Linked DNA regions of Homo sapiens: region 2 is linked to region 1. The links are chromatin contacts, found by Hi-C in ENCODE. All regions are on one chromosome and are shown on one strand. The core of a region is the stretch at or near the end of the contact, and the rest is flanking DNA. Distances in the headings are between cores, read along the strand shown. Region 1 holds the start of LINC00302 (long intergenic non-protein coding RNA 302). Region 2 holds the start of SPRR5 (small proline rich protein 5).

What was found. Hi-C counts contacts between places; a loop is a spot of excess contacts on that map.
Region 2: a map of lower leg skin shows a loop between it and region 1 (4-fold over the local background). The contact joins the promoter of SPRR5 here to the promoter of LINC00302 in region 1. A Hi-C loop is called at or near these places in 1 of 168 maps with a recorded cell type or tissue (lower leg skin).

The regions. Positions count from the first base shown.
Region 1 is chr1:152,653,550-152,656,957 of GRCh38, reverse strand. It overlaps LINC00302 (long intergenic non-protein coding RNA 302), which reads right to left and starts at 1,481. Exons shown (of 2, transcript NR_145430.1): 1 at 1,411-1,481; 2 at 154-647. It also overlaps the pseudogene LCEP3.
Region 2 is chr1:152,945,493-152,948,900 of GRCh38, reverse strand. SPRR5 (small proline rich protein 5) reads right to left here and starts at 1,695. Exons shown (of 2, transcript NM_001395435.1): 1 at 1,653-1,695; 2 at 1-364. The coding sequence starts at 346. The coding sequence ends at 20. All of the region lies in intron 1 of LINC01527 (long intergenic non-protein coding RNA 1527), which reads left to right.

The DNA of each region.
Region 1 (3,408 bases), core at 232-2,731:
AGCATTTATGTATTTTTAAAAGTTAATTTATGTTGGAGGGTTGATTTTTCTTCTATTCATCCAAAGTTAGGAACCTTAGCAGTGTATTCAGGAAGAAGAAATGGGAATTGGTAAGTAGATGGAAACATAAAATATTTAAAAATAGAAGCAAGGAAACTTGAAAATATTTATTGTGGCAAAGCAGCTTGTTCAGAGCAATCACATCCAAACTTCAAGAGAGCAAATTTTTGAGCCCAGCCCCAAGCCACTGTGCCAATGGCTGCTTCTGAGACACACCTCAGGCATAGCAATGCTCTGAGGCAAGAGCTCTTGAAGGTATGAAAGGCACTGATGAACGAGATGCATGAGACTGGTGCAGGTTGTTGGTGTTTCGGTTACTCAGGTGATGCTCAAAGTCCTGGTAGCAGCAGCCCCAAAGCAATAGCTGGAGCTCTGATGCCAACATCAGCTGAAGCCACAGCAGCCCCAAAGCTAGGCCCACAGCAGTCCCAGAGCTAGGCCCACAGCAGGAAGAGACTTGAACAGGGCACCTTAGGAGGGCTCTTAGGGGGACATTTTGGGGGGCACTTGGTAGTGGGCCCTTTAAGAGGAGGCTGGCACAGCTGCTGGGTTTGCTGGCAGGACATCTTTGTGGGAGTTCAGTCAACCTAAAAGCCAATAGAGGTGTTTTATAGACTTGTTAAATCTTAGATCATTGTTTCCTCCTTTGGAATCTACCCTGGGGCTGCTGACATATTGAACAAATCATAACCCCCCACCCTCCCCCACACACACACAGTCAAGCCAAAGCCTCCATCTTGTTCATTTCTCTGTCTCTAAGATATGGCACAGTTCTTGTCACATAGATGATGTCCAATAAATGTAGATTTCCCCCTGAAATGGAAGCACCACAAGAGCAGGGATTATCCTCCCCTCTTTTGCATACTTCTATATTCCAATGTCTAGAATAACACCAGGTAATTAGTAGGAGCTCAATAAATAGCTGGTGATATAGGAATAATATATGAATGAATAAATAAAGGAGAAAAGAAAGGTAGCCAAGAAGGGAGGGAGGAAGAGATTGGGGAAGGGAAGGAGGGAGGGAATTATATCTGAGGTAGAGGAAAGGATACCAGTTGGCATTTCATGGTAATATTGGGTATTGCCATTTTCTCTGTGTGCCTCTGCCATCTTCTCTAAGCATCTAGAAATGGATCTATGAGATGTGAATAGCGTGGAATAATCCCTCCCCAGCCAGCTGACTCAGTTGCCAGAAGCCAGATATTGGCAAGAATTTGGATTGGCTAATCCCTCTAATTCCCAGGGACTCTTAATTCCCAGGCTGGATCTTCCTAGGCCAACATCTCTCCTCCTATTACCCTCTTTTTTCCTGTCTTTCCTTTCCCCCTGTGATTTTCAACAGCTACTTACCCTTTCAGTTGTGCTCTGTCTAGGTTCCAAAAGATCCACTCACCCTGGTCAGACCCAGGTGTGGAGCAGGCAGTCCCCAGGGTGTCAGGGCAGATGAGAAGCGGGGTCCTGACACACATTTTATAGGCAGGCACTCGCCTGACTGGGCCTTAGTGAGCCATGGTTCTGGGTGGAGCAGGAAGTGGTTCCTCCCATACTGGGGCATCTGCAGGGTAATTCCTGACATTTCCCTCCCTGTCTCTTCAATCCATCCTTCCCAGGGAGATACTGAGTTACTCTTCTGAAGCTAGAGAACGAAATCTCATCAAAGTATATTATTTCCTAGGCTGGGACTCCATAAAGCGGCATAGGATTCCTGACCCTTGAGACAAGAATCTGGTTTCTCAAGACTCTATGGTCCTGTTCCTTCTTGGAAATAAATAAATAAGTTTCCTTTCTTCCTAATTCAGTCTGTGATCCAGCTTCTCACTCTCTTTCTCTTTTCAAAAACATATATTAACTGTAACTTTTTAAAGAGGATTCTTTTTTTAAATGTTTTTTCAAAATAAGGGATCCTATTGCATTCATTGAATGTCGGTGTTCTCCCTGTCTATCAAAGTTCTTCTGTAAGAACTGGATACTTACACTCTTTCCCTTCACAAAGTCTTCCCAATTTTAAGAAACTATGTTTTACTCTTACATTTTACTTAAACATTTGACATTTCAATGACTTTCTGCTAGCAAGAAATAGTATAAATATCTACGATTTCTTAAAACGTCAGGTACAATTGCTTTTGAACTATATAGACCTATTTTCACTTTATAAGTCACATTTTTCTGCCAGTAAAATTGTTACAAGTTCGCAAAATGAAATAAGTACATTATTATTTCAGGATATTCTTTTTGTCCATCAGTTCCTCCATGTTAACCTATTAGAGATTTGTATCAGTCTGTGTCCATTCAGGAAAACAGAAACACTCCTTATTTTGACAGAAACAATAAGCATTGGATTAAACAGGTGTTAGAGGATTGAAAAGGCAAATATGGAGAATTCTAGCATCACGCGGAACAGCTATTGCCACACTAAGGATAGGGAACAAGGGAAAGGAGATGGACTTCTTGAAACCTAGGAATTTAGAGGAGAGACCTGCAGAGCGAGAACCCAAGCTTCTGAGGTGGGACACTGGCTAGTGGGGCCGGTGCTTCTGAGGAAAGGAGAAGAGGATAGTTCTGGAAGTGTGGAGAAAACTGGGAACAGGAACCAACTGCTGCTGCCAGATTAAAAAAAAAAAAAAAAAAAATCTATAGGGTGACACTTACAGGCCTTTCTTTCTCTCCTGACTTCTGCGTCTCTTGCGCCCCCTAGTGACAAAACCTAATAGAGGACTGCCCGCGAAGTAGAACCACGGTTGCAAAGCCCAGGCCAGCATCACGAAGTAGAGCCCAGAAGGGTAGGTTTGGAGCTGACAGACAAGAGTTTATCAGTCCACAGAGAGCTGCTGGGGTAGATGGAGAAAATAGAGAAGCATGTTTCAAGCAGGGATGCGTGCATGATTCCACACTTTAAAAGTGCAACTAAAGTCAGTAAATGCAGAGTAAGTAGATCTATATGACTCCAGTTGAGGGTTTGCATTGCTGAAAAATGGAAGGAGGAAGACTATATTTAAAAGCCAAGTTGTAGTCAGCAGATGAAGTTGAAAATTAGGAGAAAATTTTTTATTTAATTGACTTCCTTCTATCAGTAGCAAGGAGACAGTGCAAGCTTTTGTGCAAGGCTCAAAGTGTTTAGGGTCCAACAGCAGACTGGGAATTTAAAAAAAAGTCCTCTAGCTCTGGCTTTGCCTGCATTTTCATTTGTGACTTGGGATCAGTCATTTCACCTCTGTGAGCATCAGTTTCTCTGTCTAAGGTCCATCTGACTTTAAAAATGTAATGGCAATATAATGAAAGCAGTTTTATGTTTTTTTTTAAAGTGCTTATCTGTAGCTCAAGCAAGGAGAAGAAGCACGATTATTCTCA
Region 2 (3,408 bases), core at 446-2,945, 290 kb before region 1:
CTGATCACATGCCCAGGGCTTACTTCTGCTTGGACGTCTGGCACTGCTGAGGGGGTGGGCACTTGGGGGCACAGGGCTCCTGGCACTTGGGTGGGGGCTGGCAAGGCTGCTTGGTCTGTTGGGGTGGGGGGCAGTACTGCTGAGGTGGAGGGCAGCACTGCTGGGGTGGGGGACAGCACTGCTGGGGAGGGGGGCAGCATTGTTGAGGCGGCGGGCAGCACTGCTGGGGTGGGGGGCAGCACTGTTGAGGCGGGGGGCAGCACTGCTGGGGTGGGGGGCAGCGCTGCTGGGGTGGGGGGCAGCACTGCTGCGGGGGAGCACACTGCTTCTGCTTCTGCTGAGACATTCTGGGCTGGACTTGCAACTGGAAACAGAAAGACACAGAAATGAGGAACACTTGAGCCATAGAGAGACCCTAAGCCCAGGTGAACCCCCTGCCACATTCCTGTCCTGCTCTGCTTTTACCTTGCCCTGATCCCTTCACAGATTTAAGAGGAGTGTGTGTGTGTGTGTGCGCGCGCGCATGTGTAAACTTTAAGTGTTTACAAGTTATTTCAACTCTTTTCAAGACAAAGAAACATGGAAGGAAGGAAAGATAGGAAAGGAGGAAGGGAGGGAAAACAGAAATGTTAGGAGGGGTTGAAAAGAAAGAAAAACATAAAAAAAGAAAAGGGAGAGAGAGGAAAAAAAAGAGGAAGAATGAAAGAGCAGACTGTTGTATCCTATTATAGCAAAACCTGTGGCATCTGGAATAAATTGCCTGGGATCTGAGTTCTGGCTAAATCATTTATTAACTATATGATTTTGAGCAACTAAGGTTTTCCATACTTACCTCTCTTAGAGTTGGTGCAAAAATTAAATGAGTATATAAAATACATACTTAAAATATGCATGCATACGTAGGTATGTATGTACCGACACACACATGCAGAGTAGTAGCACAAAATGAACACTATATAAGAGTTGTAATTTGTTAAGTAAATTCATAAACAATTTAAAAGGCGCATCTTAACCACTCTCTAAAGGAGTTTATAAAGAGAAAACTCTAGAGATAGATGAAATGGACTATCTAGCTTGCCTCTCTCAATTACAGTTGAGGAAAGCAAACCTCAGAGGGAAGGAATGGCTTCAAAGCCACTCGGCATAGATGGTGGGAAAAGAGGTCTCCTGATTCCCAGAGCAGAGCCTTCCATGGTGCCACATCGTCTTGTCCCTGCAGCCCTTTGCTCCATGGACATCCACAACTCTGCTGTCCCAAGGGAGTCTGTTCTCTTTCCTTCCTGCCTTCTCTTTTCTTTGAAAGGACAGTCCTTCCAGTTGCTCTGCCCAGAACTGGTCTCTCCTCTCCTACTAATTCCCTCTTAGCACCTGACAAGATGCAACACCCACACCATGCCAGCAGCATCGCTGAGATACTGACCCTCTTGTAGATACCCCCCTCCTTCTCCCTGCTCAGCCCAGCCTCCCACACTACTCTGCTGGATAACTTGCTGGACCCAAGATAGGTTTGTCACAAATGATATGGAAAAAAGAGGTACCCCAAAAGACCCATCCTTTCTGACCACCACCCAGAGAATCAGCCCAGTCCATAGTTGGTTAGGGATGCAGGCAAGGCAAGGCTGCTATAAGAGGTACTACCTTTCCAGACTTACCAAGGTTCACCAGCGACTGGAGCAGATAGGTGTGGAGGGGTTTGGGATGCTCTGAGCCTATCTACCTTTTATATACCTCTCATCCCTGCCTGAGGCCATGAGGTGGCCCAGGATTGGGGTGTCCTAATTAGTCCCTAGTCACAATAGGATCCACCTGTCCTTCCTCAAATTTTAAGTTTTACTCACCCCCAGGGCTGGTATGGCGGGATTTGGAGATGACAGTGCCTTCACCCTCCCCTTGCCTCATCTCCCCATCATTTTACGAGGACTGGCTTCCTTGGATTTCCAAACCCACTCATGACTTTTGACTTAGATCCCTGGCATCTAGGATGGTCCCAAGCAAGCATTCCGACCATGCTGGGTGTGGGGGTGTGAGGGCAGTGTTCTGGGATGTTCTGGTTGGCAGAGAGGAGGGGATGGGACAGGCAGCTTATGCAGGTAACATAAGAAAACAGCTGAGGGGGCAGATGGCTCTCTTGGAAACCCACCACCCTCAGCAAAGTTGTGACTTTGACTTGACCTAGGCTCAGAGTCACATTCAGCTTGAACTGGTGGGAAGACAAGACAAGAGGCTTTCATTTTTTACCTATTGTTATTTATACAAGAAATGGCAGCTGCCACTCTCTGTCTGTTCTGCTATTGGGAAAATCGTTAGGCCCCATTCGGGGAAACTGGTTGGTTACAGTAGATAGTGCTTATCTCTAAATCTCCCTACATATATCACATATCCATATGACTCCAGGGTTCCCAGGGAAATGATTATCATAAGGTGGAGGGGGTGGGGGAAGCTAAGAAGCATTGCATTAGAGTGAGCTCATGGAGGAGTCACAGTGACTGGATTCTGGGTTCTGAGCTCCTGGGGCCCCAGTCCTGGCTCTTCCTCCTAACTTCTGTTAGAAGTTCCAGGACAAAGAAGGGTGGCACGGGATACAGACTTGGATGCTTCCCATACCTGGCAAAGGATGGAGCTCATCTTTAAAAAATTCCCAAGTGGTGCTCAGACTGAGGCTCTGCCTTTTACCAGTTGGGTGACCTTAGGAACCAGATGTTTTTGCACTTCAATTTTCTCACCTGCTAAAGAGGGTAACAGCACCATTCTGCATGTCAGTTGTAAGGATTAAAATGGACAACTTATTTAAAGTATGTGCAAGTGTTTGGCACAAAATGCATGGTCAACAGTCGTTGGGTGCTCCATGGAGATGGGCTTTGAATACTAGGGCAAGACACACTCTTAGAAATATGGAATAGGAAGTTGAAAAAAGTTGGAGGCAAGTAGTGGCACTTGCCACCCAGTGTCATAAGCTCTTGGTTGAAAGAGACAGGAGGAATAAGTTCAAGGAATCCACTGGAAGTCATGTTGACTATAGTTAATAACAATATGTGACATGAAAATTGCTAAATGAGTAGATTTTAAGTGTTTTCGCCACACAAAAATGATACATATGTGAGGTAATACATGTATTAAATAGCTTGATTTAGTCATCCCACAATATATTCATATATCAAAACATCACATTGTACACTGTACATATATATAATTTTTACTTTTCCCCTAAAAATACATTAAAAAAGACTTTTGAGTGAGAGAAATGGAAATAGGCAAGCTAGTCCTGAAGATGGCACATTTTAAATCTCAGCCATGAAATTTAGCCATGGTTCCACTATTTAATAAAAGCCTTAGAACATCCCAAGACCTTGGGGAGTCATGCTGCATCACTAGAAGACACAGGTGTGGAAACCGATGTTCTCTCTCTTA